2 separate regions of the Mus musculus genome follow, and region 2 is linked to region 1. The links are chromatin loops, found by intact Hi-C in ENCODE. Cell type or tissue: left cerebral cortex. All regions are shown on one strand.

Evidence for each region. A loop is a pair of places that touch in the nucleus more often than their neighbours do. Peaks named below come from ENCODE experiments on the same cell type or tissue, not always from the same donor. Only the 100,000 strongest peaks of a DNase experiment are listed, where the experiment ranks them.
Region 2: it touches region 1 in a loop (2.8-fold over the local background); 2 of 42 quality-filtered maps call a loop at or near these places.

Annotation. Positions count from the first base shown.
Region 1 is chr7:75,624,559-75,632,558 of GRCm38, reverse strand. All of the region lies in intron 8 of Akap13 (A kinase (PRKA) anchor protein 13), which reads right to left. Among named protein-coding and RNA genes, the nearest start is that of AU020206, 150 kb to the left of the region's middle. In left cerebral cortex, no CTCF peak of the experiment used is centred here; a DNase peak (open chromatin) is centred at 3,457.
Region 2 is chr7:75,381,425-75,389,424 of GRCm38, reverse strand. No RefSeq gene overlaps it. Among named protein-coding and RNA genes, the nearest start is that of Gm46017, 52 kb to the left of the region's middle. In left cerebral cortex, a CTCF peak has its summit at 4,744; DNase peaks (open chromatin) are centred at 4,404 and 4,830.

The DNA of each region.
Region 1 (8,000 bases):
CAGTATAAGCTGCATAAAAAAACCTGAAGCCAGCTTAGGCTATAAGAGACCATGTCTTAAAAAAAAAAAAGTCAACCAACCGAGTAAAGAGTGGTAAAGAGTGGGTAATGGCCATCAAACTGAAATACATGCCAGTGCTCACAGCACACTACAGGAAGCACAGGATGACCCAGGAACTGAGAGTCTGTTAGGCCAGAACGGGACAAGATGAATGCTGAATGAAGCCAGACTACCTTGAGTCAATAAATTATGGCTTCCAATCTATAAAATGGCAATAAAACTAATAAAGCCAGCTATAGGAGAAGTTATGAGAATACATGGATTAAGGTATGAAAAGTATTTGTAGCACTATTGTGGCATATTAGTTGCTGCAATTCTTATTTCTGAGCATTGTTGTTTTTTATCTTATCAAAAAGAGTACTTTAAGCCAGTCTTCAAGGAGACATATGTGCTAAAACAACTAATTACGATAAATCCCTACAAATTTAGAATTGAAGGAACAAAACATTTGTGATGGATAAATCCTTGGTTGTCTACTTGACATCTAGAATTAACTAAGACCAAGCAAAAATATTTTTCTTGGTTGGACTATTTGAGGTGGGAGACCCATTTGAAATTCAGATTACTTGAAGTCAGAGGATCAACCCTAAATCTGGGTCCCACCTTCTGCTGTCAGAATACCAAGGTAGCCTGCAGGCCAGCAGCTCTCTTAGGACTTAACAACTACCAGATTTTTGTCCTTTCCATCAACAGACAGCCATAGCTAGATTACTTGGACCACAGCTTGTACACCACTCTAATAAAGTCTCTGTGTGTGTGCGTGTGTGTGTGTGTGTGTGTGTGTGTGTGTGTGTGTGTTCTATGTGTTCCATTCCTTTAGAGAACCGTTACTAATACAACATGTTTGCTGAAATCAGACTACTACCTTCTCACTGCATAGGTTTTAAACCTTATTATGAGAGCAGCAGGGGTGTTTCTTCAGGGTGTGTTAGTGCAGAACTTTAATTCCAGAACTTGAGTGGCAGGTGCAAGTGGATCTCTGTGAGTTCCAGGCCATCCTGGTCTGGTGATTTCCAGGACAGTCGGGACTATAGGGTGGGATGAAGCATGATGGCATGAAAATTTTATCAAACTCCACTGAATAGTACACAAATTTAAAACTTACAAGGTATTTCTTGAATTTGTCAATTAAAAATTTTAGACCAAGATGACTGCAGGATAATTGTTGCTGCAGGAAGTGAATGGATCTCTCTCCCCCCACCCCACTCCTCCTCCTTCTTCTCCCTTCTCTCTCTCTCTCTCTCTCTCTCTCTCTCTCTCTCTCTCTCTCTCACACACACACACACACACACACACACACACAGAGAGAGAGAGGGGGGTAATAGTGGGGAACCTGAGGGCCAGAGATAGAGAGAGAGGTAATAGTGGGGAACCTTAGGGCCTGAAGAGGAGCTGTCAGGTAGGAACCGTATTCTAAGGAACGGATTAAACTGTATAAGTAGCCTAAGTTCAAAAGGTTTTTAAAAATGTATTGCTGTTTACATATGTGTGTGTTGAACATACCATAGTGTGTCTGATCAAATTTGTGGAGCTGGTTCTTTCTTCTCACCTTTATAGGAGTTCTGAGAATCAAAATCAGGCTGCCAGGCTTACACAAGTGACTTTACTCATTGAGCCATTTCACCAATCCCAGAAGCCACTTACTAATAAAATTATATATTATCCCATAAATTTCTGATAGGGAGAGAGGCATTAAGAAAAAGGGTATTGGCCACTATAAATAAATGGTATTAGTAGTTAGACCTTATTAATAAATTATCTGAAAAGAAATTAATCAGCAAACAAAATAAACTCTCTACTTGTTCTGAATACCTCCTTTAACCTCCTTTAACCTAGTGTCAGATTCCCTGGAACTGGAGTTACAGATGGTTGTGAGCCATCATGTGAGTGCTGAGAACCCTACCAAGGCCCCCTGCAAGAGCAACAAGGGCTCTAAAACAAACAAGCCAGCTCCAGCACCCAATCTGTTTTAGTACCAACTCCTGCCAAGGTATTAATTTTGCACCCCAACTAACATAACTTAAAGTTTTGTTCTATGAATCTAGCCAATAAGATTTTTTTTAAAGGATGCAGTAAATATATTTTTTGTATGTAGATTTCTGAGAAGCAATACAGAAATTTGTTAGCTAGCTAGGTCCCTGCCCTGCTAGCATTTTCTGTATTTCCTTTCCTTGGAAGACATTCACCATATGGCAAACATTACACATTCTTGCTGTAAGGGATGGAGATAGAATGCAAGAATATAGAGGGCTAAGGGGAATAAGTATACATGAAGGGCTTAAGCAGAAGGCAGCTGGGAGGGTAGAGGAGATGAAGGAAGGAACAACTAACATAAAAGGTATTCTGAAAAGGTCATATGGAAGCTTACTACTGTAGAAGCTTCCTAAAAAAACACACACATATAAAAAGTTTAAAGGGTTGAGAGAGGTGGCTCAGCAGTTAAGAACACTGACTACTCTTCCAGAGGACCCCGCTTCATTCCCCAGCACTCACACGGCAGCTCAACTATCTGTAACAACTTCTTAGTTCACTTGAGACCAGCAAATGATCAAATGGTAAACCGGCATAGGTGACTCATGCACGTCCCTGTACTGTATTAATGCACCTAACAGCCTTATGGCTTTGACAATGCTGACATCAAGGAGATGAGGGAGATGGCTCAGCTGATATGGTACTGCTATGTAAGTATGAGACCCAGAGTCTGGATCCCCAACAGCCATGTAAAACCCAGGGACAGAGGTGAACATCTGTAACCTCAGCACTGGGGCAGTTATGTGGGGGGTATGATAGCAGGGCCAGGGCTAGGAGGATGCCTGCAACTGACTGGACCAGTCAGTATGGCAGAATTGGTGAAGTCAAGGTTCAAGAGAAAGCTTGTCTCAAAAAAAAAAAAAAAAAAAAAGAAACAGAAAAAAGTAGATGGGTCCAATTAGCTGTTAAAGTCACTTGCAAAAACAAAACAAAACAAACAAACAAACCAAAAGACCCCTCAATTCCTGGGACCCATATCATAGCAACAACCGACTTCCTCATATGTTGTCTTCCAACCTCCACATGCATGATATTAATATGTGCACACTGACACTATTTCACTACTATTTGTTTTGTTAAAAACACATACAAAGTAAATAAATGTAAAAAATAATAAAAACCATAAAACAGACATATGACACCAACCTCTGGCTTCTGAATGCATAAAGGTATAAAGAGACATCCAAACACAGATGCACACACACGCACACATACAATGGATTTTGTTCAGCATTTAAACACGAGCTAATTTAGAAACATAATAAACTTCTAAGTAGGAGCCTCCAGCTATTTGCCAACTATTTGAAACTTACAAAATGCACTCATCACATTTTCTAAAGTAAAAACTGTCTCACTCAATATAGTCTTGATATTTAATCTTGGGGAAGCAGCATAAAGAGCTGTGAGTCACAACATTAAAGAACGGAGGGAGAAAGTACAGCAGATGCTTCATAAAGTCTTCTCTGTCTGACAGAACTCAGTTCCTCCTATAGTTACCAGGAGTATGTACACGGGATGGGACAGGAAAATACATATGCAAACAAACAAACAAACAAACTATATATACATATATCCCTAGTAAATGGTTATTTTGCTAAATTAAAATTAATTACATACATCTGACAAAGGTTATTATTTTTTAAAAGAATGGGAAATTAAGGGGAGTAGTAAGGGTGAATATGATAAAAATACACTGTGCAAAATTCTCAGAAAAATCAACAAAAATATTTATTTTAAAAGAAGAATAGCCAAAAGAAACATTTTGTGAAAATGTATGTCAATATTTACTGTCCTCCTACCATAAGTGCAACAGTTCCTCCATTAGCAAGAGCTGTTGAAATTTACTCAATGTGTATATTTTTACAATAGAGTAGCTTTCAAGATATTTTCTGACTGCCACTTTAAACTTCAGAGTTTTGCAGTTAATTCTATTATACTGCACCAGCTGGTAATGTTCAGAGAAGGAACAGTTTGCTAGCCCTTTTGTCTTTTTATAAGAGCACCCATTTCCATCATACCCTTTCTCTGCTGGGGTGACACACTATAGGAAACCATAAGAAAAATGGACAGAAGAAGTTGCTGAGCCCCCAGGTTAAACAACCTGGTTCACACTGAAATGTGCTCAGCCTCAGATACTGCAGGGTACTGTAAGTTCAGTCACCTTCTTCTTTTGCATCTGCACTAATTTCTGTTTTCCTTTTCCCTTTTTTGCTTTCCTTTCTATACCCCAAAGAACTTAAAAGAACCAAGGAAGCTTTTCACATCAGCTTCTGTAGAGAATGATATCAAATAATCAGTAGGGAAGAGTTCAAGGCTAAAAGAACAGCAAGACTAGCTCAGCTGAGACTGATAAATGTAGACCTGTAATTCTACCAAAGGCAGGAGAATCCAAAGTTCAATGTCACTTTCAGCTTCAGATCAAGTTTCATTCTAGCCCTGGCTGGCTCGATTTAGTAAACCAGGTTGGCCTCAAATTCAGATACTCCTTGGCTGCCTCTGCTCCTTGAGTACAGGGATTAGAGGTGTGTCCCACCACATCTTGCAAGTGGCAAGCATCTCAGCCTTAACTAGGGCATGCATGCATTTCCCCTGCTGCAGGGTGTTCCTTTTAATAGGTTCAGCGGCAGCAACAACTGTGAAAGGGCCAAGTATACATTTCATCCCTTTCTTGATCCAAGAGGAAAGCACAGTTTCAGACAAGAAAATCAATTCACTGGGTTTGATGTGAAGCAGACACAGCACCAGGTTCAGCACTAATGAGAGAGGATGGCCAGAGCTCCAATACCCATTTCCATCATTCTATTAGGGAAATCTAATGACTCTTAAGGAACACAGCCTACTGTGCCATGTGTATGGGCATTATGGACAGGAACTGCTCTATGGCAAAACAAAAACAAAAAGGAAGCACATTACGCACACACACACACACACACACACACACACACTCTAGAATTACAATGAAGACACTCCCTGTTTTTAAAAAAAGAATGTTGCCAATGGGGAAAATTTTTGGTGGAAATATTTCCACAGAATTCCACCTAAACTATCTGACAGTGTAATTCAAGAAGTAGGAGGAACATGGTCTAAACAAAAGACAATTCCTGTCAAGTTCACCTGGCCCATATATCAGTGCCCTGTTCACTTGTTTCCCAACCTTCTGAGTGACAGTCCACTTTATCCATTTGGGCAGAATCCTGGTTCCTATTACAGTGTTCAGCCCACAAAAACAGAGATTTGCAAAAGGCAAATATATCTGGTAACTACACAACAGCACCATCCCTAGAATGAAGGGACATACTCCCAACAGTATAATTTATAGTTGTAATTTCATTCTAAGTTTTTAAAGTAGAGGACTCATACATAGACTCATATATGGTTTCTCTCTTCCCTTCTGCCAATGTGATGTTCTGGGGCTTTCTATAACCCCTGACCTTGCAAGAATGTAATGAGCAGAAAATACTAAGAGTAAATGTATTTGTGCCTTCAAGTAAAGACTGCAGACTGCATGGGTCCTGGGGCTTCTCATCATGCATTCCCCATCTCCTGAATGGCCCAGGCCCTGGTCCAGGTTATCCAGTGACCTGTTTCTTCAGCAATGTGAGACCAAACCCTCTCATCTATAAGTCCTTTCACTTAATTGGCCTTTAGATGGCTCAGGAGAAAAATGAATTATAATAGAAGAAAGATTGGTTAATAAATTAATGATGTCAAAATAGAACAGACTGGGTTGAGAGAGAGAATTCATTAGGTAAAGTGCTTTGCATCAAGATGTGAGTCTGATTCCCCCAAACTCATGTTTGTTTGTTTGAATTGTGTGTTGGGGACAGGGAGGCCAGAGAACAGCCTCTTCATGTTTTAATTGAAACAAACAAACAAACAAACAACAATAATCCAGATGTGAACACACTTTTGTATCAGCACTGTAGAGGTGAACAAAGGCAGGACCCTGCAGCTTGCTGGCATCCAGTCTTCCCTACTTGGTAAGTTCCAAGTGACTGAGGATCTCTGTCTCAAAACCAAACCAAACCAAACCAAACCAAACCGAACCGAACCAAACCAAACCAAACCAAACCAAACCAAACCAAACCAAACCAAACCAAACCAAACCAAACCAAACCAAAAAACCAAAACCTCCAAACCAAACCAAACCAAAAACCCAAAACCAAACACATGGTAGATGGGGCCCGAGAAAGGATGTCTGCAGTTGACGACTTCTCTTAATATGCACATACACTCAAGCTTACAAACACATAAAAAGAAATAAAACTGACCAAACCACATTTCTCAGAAGTTATCATTTTCATAGCAGCACAAGAAATCAGATATTAAAAAAAGAGATCCTATGGTTCTGCTTTGTCCAGGCCCACCAGGATATATCCTGATGAAAACAGAAAGCATGAGGCTATTTCTCTTCTCATACCATCAGAAAACATCAGAAAGCAAATCAAACTTCTATGTGACTCATGTGGGCTGCTCATTTGGATCTGATGGTGCCTTCCAGCTAGATCACTATTTCTTGTAAGAGTTCAAGGATGACAACATACCACAAGCATATATAAAAAGAAAGATACTGTACTCTGGGAAAATACTATGAATGGAATCCCTGCCCCCCTGCCCCCAAGATAGGGTTTCTTCATGTACCAGATTGGGCAGTCTTGGGTGTCCTGGAATTCGATTTGTACACCAGGCAGGGGGCCTCAAACTCACAGGGATCTACCTGTCTCTGTCTCTCGAGTGCTGGGATTAAAGGCATGTGCCACCACGCTCTGCTGTTGATGGGATTTTTAATGTACTGAGTTTACTCAACAGAGATTTGCACATGGCCTTGCCACATGCCTCCAAGAACCTGTACCTGATGGCAATTCACTAAAAGGAAGGATTATAAAGGCATAGTACAGTAGATGAAAGCCTCATTAGTCAAAAAGGGATTAAGCATACATATTTAGCTGTATCCTTTCCATAATTTCCCCCATGTATGGGAGTGGGAGGTAGGGCTGCAAGAACAGGGAGGTAGGAGGGTAACCAAGCAGTAGAGATGGACCCATCTATGAGTCTCCTTAGTGAACAAATAGTGTTCTTGGAGACACTTTACTGGGGAGGTTTCTGGGCGAGCCTGGATTATTTTGGTGTCAAAAAGTGAATTTTCTTTGATAGGCCCGAAAGAAGAAATTGGACCACTAGTTAGGTGGGCAGACAATGCTTGGTGCTTTGGGGTTTCTTGGGTACAAATAAATTCCTTGCTGATTTTAAGGTTATAACCTCATCAACACTAAAATTCCTATGTCCAGATGCCATGAGAACACTTATTTCTTGAAAAGTTCAGATTTCTGTAGTTACAGAATCTGGAACATAGAGGAAATCTTTAAGTACTTAATTTTGATTTAGTCCCATTCTCTATTAAAAAAATGTCCAAGAAGGGGTACCTCCAATTAAAGTACATATTTCTACTAGTCTCTCTAGATAATAAATGATTCTTAAATTTTAAAAAAGATTTATTATTTTATATATGTGAGTACTCTATAGCTGTCTTCACACCAGAAGAGGGCGTCGGATCCCATTCCAGATGGTTGTGAGCCACTACATGGTTGCTGGGAATTGAACTCAAGACCTCTGGAAGAGCAGTCAGTCCTCTTAACCTCTGAGCCATCTCTCCAGCCCGATTCTTAAATTTTTACTGTTTACCCCCTAGTCCCCATTTCTTTGATTGCATGTAAGTTTTCCAGATGTAGGGTCACCACACTCAAGTTATTGTAGATTCTATATAGAAATGTGTGTATCCATGCATACAGGATTGTTAGGCATACATATAACACAAATTTCTGGAAGCTCAGAGTCTGATTTATTCATTTAAATACTTCCAGAGGTGCCTACTAGGCAACTACACTTATTCTGTTATTCCTATTACAATT
Region 2 (8,000 bases), 240 kb after region 1:
GGAGGTCAAGACAGCCTTATAGCTTGGTTCTCTCCTCCCATCTTTATGTGGGTCCAAGGGATTGAATGAAGGGCATCAGATTTTCTTTTTTTCTTTTTTTTTTCCTTTTTTAAAGATTTATGTATTTTATGCATGTGAGTACACTATTGCTCTCTTCAGACACACCAGAAGAGGACACCAGATCCCATTACAGATGATTGTGAGCCACCATGTGGCTGCTGGGAGTTGGACTCAGGACCTCTGGAAGAGCCGTCAGAGCTCTTAACCACTGAGCCATCTCACCAGTCCCTGATCTATCTTGCCAGCTCCTATTAGTTTTTCTTGTAAGCCATCTTTACCTGTTGAGCCATCTCACTAGCTCCAGGATGGGTTTCGAAGCAGGGAGACATCCTTTTCCTGGACCGTCCTGTGGTCTGTGTTGCTGAGAACTCGCCAACATGTCTAGGCCCTATTACTTCTGTGGGAGGGCTCTCACATGCACTGAGGGAATCTGGCGTCAGATCGTAACTTAGAGGCCATCCTCTCCGTTCAGCTTAGCTTTTCTTAGGGCCTTTCACGTAGACGTGGTTGGGATGTGAAGTGCTGCAGTAACTATAATTATGTGTGTGTGTGTGTGTGTGTGTGTGTGTGTGTGTGTGTATGTGTATGCATGCAGTGCATGTGTGATCCTGTAGGCCTACACAAGTGTTTTCCTCAGTTGTTCTCCACCTTATTTTTTGAGACAGCGTCTTTCACTGAATCCAGAGCTCACCAGTGTGGTTTGGCTGGCTGACCAGTGAAGTCCAGGGATCTGCTTGTCTCTGTCTCTGCAGCAGAGATTGCAGGCTTGTACTGCCATGCCTGACTTTTTATGTGGGCCGTGGGAATGGATCTCATGCTTGCAAGGCTTGCATGCCAAGCGCTTTAGTGACTGAGCCATTGCACTAAGCAACAATTGCTACTTTTTCTTTTTAATGTCAGAATATTCAACACTAAAGACAGCACAGTGACTAAGTCTCTGGAGAGAGAGGAGAACAGGTGAACTTGAAAATGACTTCTCAATCTGGGTGGACTGGCACAGTGTTTAATATAATCATCACTTAAACACACACACACACACACACACACACACACACACACACACACACGTTTCCTATACTGCTCTGTATGTAGAAACAAGCCCTGAAATTAGGCAAATTAGGTGGGTATTCTGGAGTGGAAGCCTGAGTCACGCGGAGTTCTAAGTGGAAGACCTAAGGTAGAATTATTTTGATGCCGATGGAGAGGAGGAACCTCCCAAACACTTAGGCTTTAGCCTCTCCTAGGAAGCATTTTCCTGACTTGCAGCAGCCTGTGTTTCAGGGGTTGAGTCATGGGAACCATCAGGAAAGACGTGGCTGATTTTTTTTAACCAACTGATGGACTGTTCATTGTTCTCCACCTTAATTCAGATATTACCGGGGTGGGGGAAGCCCCTAGCTATAGCCAGCTACTGATTCATAACTGTACTTTGCTCAGGGTTATTTCTCTAAGAAGAAATATGTGGCACTTTTGGCTAGTGGTATGGTGGTGGTGGTGGTGATATGTGTTGTTTGTTAATTCTCTGGACCAGTGGTTCTTGACCTTCCTAATGCTGTGGCCCTTGATAAAGTTCCTCATATTGCAGTGATCCCCAACTATAAAATTGTTTCCATGGCTACTTCATAATTGTAATCTTGCTGCTGTTACAAATCATAATGTAAATATCTGTGTTTTTCAAAGGTCTTCTGGGGGTCATGACCCCTGGGTTGAGAAACACTGCTGTAGGCTCATTTATTTATATGACCTCTAATTGATGGTGCGGGCCTTCTGAGACGCTCCCTACCTTAGCCCCAGCTCTCCACAGACTGCTTGATTGTTTGGGCTGAAACACTCAGCTCATGGTCACGTGTTTGAAGCACCTAGCTCTTATGGGATTCAAACTACCTACTGTGATCAGCAGTAACTAAGCAGAGTCCGGGAGTTAACCTTCTCTGAACTAATCCAGACCCCTTAGGTAACAAGTGGCAGAAACCAATGCATATATTTAAACAGAAAAGAAATTTTATAGGCACTCTTAGCTGCACAGCACTGAAGGGGATTTGGGTATGGTTGGATACAAATGCCTTGGGATGTCTTAACAGCATCACTGGAAGTAGTTCCTCTCTGACTTTCAAACAGTTTCCCTCAACACTGTTCCACGGTTCCTCTGGAAGAGTGTATGGCTTGTGTTTTGCCTACTATCAACTCTGTACTAAAAATAACTCTTAGGCTAAGAACCTGTGATACACACACACACACACACACACACACACACACACACAGAGAGAGAGAGAGAGAGAGAGAGAGAGAGAGAGAGAGAGAGAGAGTCAGGTGGTAGTGGTGTATGCCTTTAATCCCTCCAGGCAGGAGGCTAAATCAGGTAGGTCTCTATGAGTTTCAGACCAGCTTGGTCTACAGAGTGAGTTCCAAGAAAGCCAGGCCCACACAAAGAAATCCTATCTCAAAAAAAAACAAAACAAAACAAACAAAACCCACAACACAATATAACACAACACAACACAAACAAACAAAAACCCAACAGTTTCTCAATAATGCAGTGATAGTCTAAGGCTAGGAAGACAGTGCAGCCACACCAACGAAAGAAAGTAGGCTGTGCTGGACTAGCTATATACATATTAAAATTGCTCATAATTTATACAAATTTCTAATAAAAAATCACATTTGTTTGCAATTTCTTGAGAGAAGTTCTTGGGTACCACAGGCTGGCCATGAACTCCCTATGTAGGTGGATGTGACCTTGTACTCTCGACTCTCCTTTTTCCACATCTCAGTTGCTGGCATCACAGACGCATGTGGTAAAATTAGCTCTCTGGGATCAACCTGAAATCACTGATCTGTTGTATGGATGGTATATATGGTATATATGTTGTGTTTAGGTATCTTTGCAGGTTTGCAGGCCCTATGTGAGCAAGTAGAGGCCAGAAGTCAATATCAGATGCCTTCCTCTATTGCTTTTCACCCTTTAACAAGTATTTATTTTTATGCATGTGTGTGTGTGTGTGTGTGTGTGCTGGAAGCTAGAAGATCTTAGATCATGGTTGTGAACTGTCCGACATGGGTCCTGGGAACTAAAGTCAGGGTCTTTGGAAGAGCATGAGTTTTTCTTATTTGCTGATCCATCTCTTTAGCCCTGTCATCTTGTATTTTGAAAAAAGGTCTCTCAATGATCCCAGAGTTTAACATGTCAGCTAGATTAGCGGCAATAAGCCTCTAGGAACTCTCCGTTGCTGCCAGTGCTGGGGTTATAGGCATGTACTGCTTCCCCTGGCTTCTCTGAGTCTTAGATATTCCAAGTCAGATCCTCATGTGTGTGCATTGGGAAGTTTACTTTTCAAATACCATAATGTTTGAAAGGATAGGTTATACATCTTATTTATGACATCAGTCATTATTTTCTGACCTATATGCATTTTGTATATTTCAATACTGATGAAAATGTGCTTTAAGAAGTCCAGGTTTCTTATTTAAACCAGGAAGTGTTTTTTAAAAAAAATTATTATTGTTGTTATTATTGCTACTAGTATTTTGAGGCAAGTTCTTGTTCTGTAGCCCAGGCTGGCCTCAAACTCACTATGTAGCCCAGGCTGGTCTTGGCCTCACTCAGCCTTCTGAATGTAGAGATGGCAGATGTGTTTCCAACAATAAAGTCCTCATGTCTCTCTGTTTTTTGGTGCTAGGGATCAATCCCAGGCTTTGTCCATGTTAGGCAAGTGCTTTAGCATGGACAGCTTAGCCAGAGAGATCTACCTCCAATAGATTTACTCATGTTAGATTTTGGAGTATACTTTAATCAGACTTGGAGCCCTCAACTGGACTTATTGAAAACTCAGGTAAAGTTTTCATAAAGTTGACACAGTCACTTTCCTTACTGAAGACATTTCTAGTACAATACTTGGAAAAAGAATGTGTTTTTAGGTCTAGGAGTTTGTTCCAAAGTTTCTCTCTTATTAAAGACACTCCTATGGCGGGCAGTAGTGGCCCACACCTTTAATCTCAGCACTCAGGAGGCAGAGGCAGGTGGATGTTTGTGAGCTGGAAGCCAACCTGGTCTACAGAGTGAGTTCCAAGCCAGCCAGAGCTACACAGAGCAACCCTGTTTGTAAAAACAAACAAGCGACACTCTTGTGACTTCGTTCTGGGTATATACGGAGTATTATTCCTTCTCATTGTGGAGAGGCAAGATCTACTTTGGAGCTGCATTCTTGCTTTTTCATAATCCTGACTCCACCCTTTACTGGCTGTGTGACTCTGTCAGCCATTCTGAGCTTCTCTGTGCTTCCATTTCCTCATCTGTGCAAGCCTCCTACAGCCCACAGCCTGCCCAAACTGAGGACAGTGCCTGGCACACAGTAAGCCTTTTATGACAATGTGCCACCATTGTTATTTTAAAAGCTCTCAGAGCACATAACCATAGGCCTGTTTTACCTCCGGCTTAGATGAAGCTCAAAGGGCAGAGGGCAGATGCCCAAAGCTAAGCAGCTTATTTAAAGTAGAGTAGAAATAGATGAGAGAAAGCCAAAGCGCTTTTCTCTTTAGATAGTTATCAAACCACGCTTCACTGCAGACTCTGGGCTTGGGTATGGCCCGAGATCAAAGGCCCTCTTATGTGCAGTGACATTTCTGAGCACAGGGCTGAGTTATAAAACTCTTGAATGGAGGGCTTTGGCACTTGGAACACAGCTCGAGATGGAAGGGCAGGGTTTTTATGGAGGCGATTCACGGAACTGCTTATGCTGGTGGAGATGCTTATGCTGGCGGAGAATCCAGACCGTTGTGACTCATTTGTCTTTTTATTGCTCTGGACCAAGAGCTGTTGTTTCCTTTTAAGTCCCTCTGTGGAGCTGAGCTCCAGCTAAGTCCAGGATAACTCTTTCAGGAAGACAGCGTGGCCTCAGTGAATATGAACAGGAATAGTGTGCTGTGGGGGCCCAGGGTCAAGTTTACCAGACAAGCACAGTGAGGACTTTTTTATTTTTAAACCAGGGGACACATTTTTGTTTGGAAACCAGAACATCCTTTCAGCCTTTAGCTCTGTACAAGCTTGCCTTTCCTTCTCTTTGCCACTTTCCCTCTCTGAATTGGATTGTGCTGCAAAGAGAAAGGGGGAACGAGTATGTCTAGGCTGTCACAATGGAAGCAGGGGGAACAGAAGACGTCATTTGGAGTTCAGTTTGCTTGAGGTCCTGGTCGGTCTCCTGGAAGAAACTGTTAGGAGAACTTTTGGACTGGAGAGTGAAGCCCAATAAGATAGGCAGGCTTCTGAGAGTTTCTAGTGCACCCCAACTCCTGGTACTGAATCCTTTGTGTAATCTCCTTCCTTTGTCTCTGAGTTAGAACTCCATGATCTACTTCTCTTATATTTTTGGTTGTGAGCCTAGCCTTTAACGGCTGAGCCATCTCCAGCCCCATGATCTACTTCTCATGAAAAGTATGGGACAATAGTAATGGGATATTCGTTCAGTGTTTAGGTCATAAAAGGCTGTGATATCTTTTTTTCCCCTTGAGATTTATTTACTTTTTATATGTGTGAGTACACTGTCACTGTCTTCAGACACACCAGAAGAGGGCATCAGATCCCATTACAGATGGTTGTGAGCCACCATGTGGTTGCTGGGAATTGAACTTAGGACCTCTGGAAGAGCAGTCAATGTTCTTAACCGCTGAGCCACAAAGGTTGTGATTTCTATCTTGTTGAATATCCTCTTGTCACCACAGTCTTACTTTTACTCTTGCCTGTGCATTTTGGTGTGCTCTGATGACAGTAGCGCCATGATGAAAAAGGCTTGTTGGCAAGGAATCATGATGGCTTCTGGTCAACATATAGGGAAGCCCTGTGGCCTTCAACCCATCAGCATTTAGGTCCTGAATCCTGTCAGCAACTGTGGTGATGAGTTTAGAAGGGCATTCACCCTGTCCAAGTTGGACTTTGAGTTGGTGATAGTCTTAGCTGTCACTTTGATTTCTGTCTTGTTGGAAGCTGTGAATCAGAAGCCCCCAACTACGTGGTGCCTGAATTTCTGATCCCCCTCCCCAAACGATGAGATAATAAATGTGTGTGGGTTTTATTTGTCTTTATATTTTGTTCTTTGGAGACAGGGTTTCTCTGTGTTGTCCTGGCTGTCTTGGAACTCACTCTGTAGACCAGGCTGGCCTTGAGATCTACCTACCTCTGTCTCCCAAGTGCTGGGATTAAAGGATGCTTGCCACCACTACCTGGATTTGTGTGGTTGTTCTAATCTAGGAAATTGGTAATTTTTATTGCACCATTAGAGAAATAATGCACGAGGCAAATGCAATTTAAGCTTTTATGTCGAGAGAGAAAGATGTCCTCCAAATTTGGGGTGGGTGTGGGGGTGAGTTGGATACTTTTAGTTAGTTTGAATCTTGCTGTGAAGAACGAGACCATTCAGATCCAAGGGAAAAAATGATAATTTCTGATGTACCCAGGATAATACTAATTATAGCCTCTAAAATGGTGTCTAAGATACGGAGGAAGGAACAAGCACTAGAGCCCACTCTTACTTGCGGATCCCCACCAGGAGCTGATTGCTGATAGTGAGAGGAATCCTTGGTGAAAAGAAAGTGTTAAAAGTGGAGGAAGAGGCGGGGCCTCATCTTCGTGGAGGAAGGGGTGGAGCCTCAGCTTAGTGGAGCAGGAAGAGGCAGAGCCTCATTTTTGTTTACAATTGTTCTCACTTCACAACGGGACTATGTATGACCAGAAGGAGGGCAACCACAAAGAAAAATCATACTTCTGTAAACAAACAAGAATTTAATCAAATAAGGCTCAAAGTGGAAAATTTGACCATATACAAAGAAAAATAAAAACAACCATACATAACCCTATTATCAGAAGGAATGATATTAACATTTAAAAAAATTTTTTTCTTGGGGGGGGGCGTATGGGTACTGAGATGGCTCAGTAGGCACAGGCACTTGCCACCAGGCCTGAAGACCTGAATTAATCTCCAGGACCCACAGATGTACGGAGATAACTTATACTCCCATGTTGTCCTCTGACCTCCATATACATGGCCTGTGGTCACATGTACAGACAAAATTAATAAATTAAAATGTAATAAAATATTTAGCTGGGCAGTGATAGTGCACACCTTTAATCCTAGTGCTTGGGAGGCAGAGGCAGGCAAATCTCTGAGTTCAAGGCCAGCCTGGTCTACTGAATGCATTCTAGGACAGCTAGAGTTACACAGAGAAATCTTGTTTCGCCTCTCTCACCCCCAAAACCAAACCAAAACAGTAATAAAGTATTTTCATCTTCAATATATGTTTACTTTTTGCTTATTTTGCTCTCTTTTTTGAGACATGGTCTCATTGTCTAGGCCATGCAGGCCTCATGCTCACAGTTTTTCTGCCTCTTCCTCCTGAATTCAGGGCTCACAGATATTCACTATCATGCCTAGCTTCAGTGTGCATATTTTAAAACTGTATATACAATTTTTCTTTAATTAACATTTAAATTGTGAACAAAACCAAGCATATTTTCTAATAAGTTGTCACAAAGTATATAGTGATTTAGACCAAGTTCTGAAAACATGGCTTTTCCTCCCACATAGACTCTACCTGTAGTTGGGCATTCCAGATAGAGTCCTTCAGCTCTAGAACAGATTCACCCCAGCCCTTATTTTGAGTTCTCTACCCTGCTCTCAATGGGTTAACTTTGTGTTTACAAAATGACTGTTGGAGTCCCAGAAATCACATCCAGACCCTACAATACTTAATGCCTCTTTCTCTTGAAAGATGCTTTAGGGAGTTTCACACTAAACTTTCATCCATGTCTTCTTGGCTCAAATTAGTCATATGGCCACATTTAATTACACAGAAGGTAGGGAATAAATTATTTTATTCAAGATAATAAGATTCTTAGCTAAAATCTTTGCCATGCCGTGAAACAGCAATTGGATTTTTGTTTATGTGTTTGC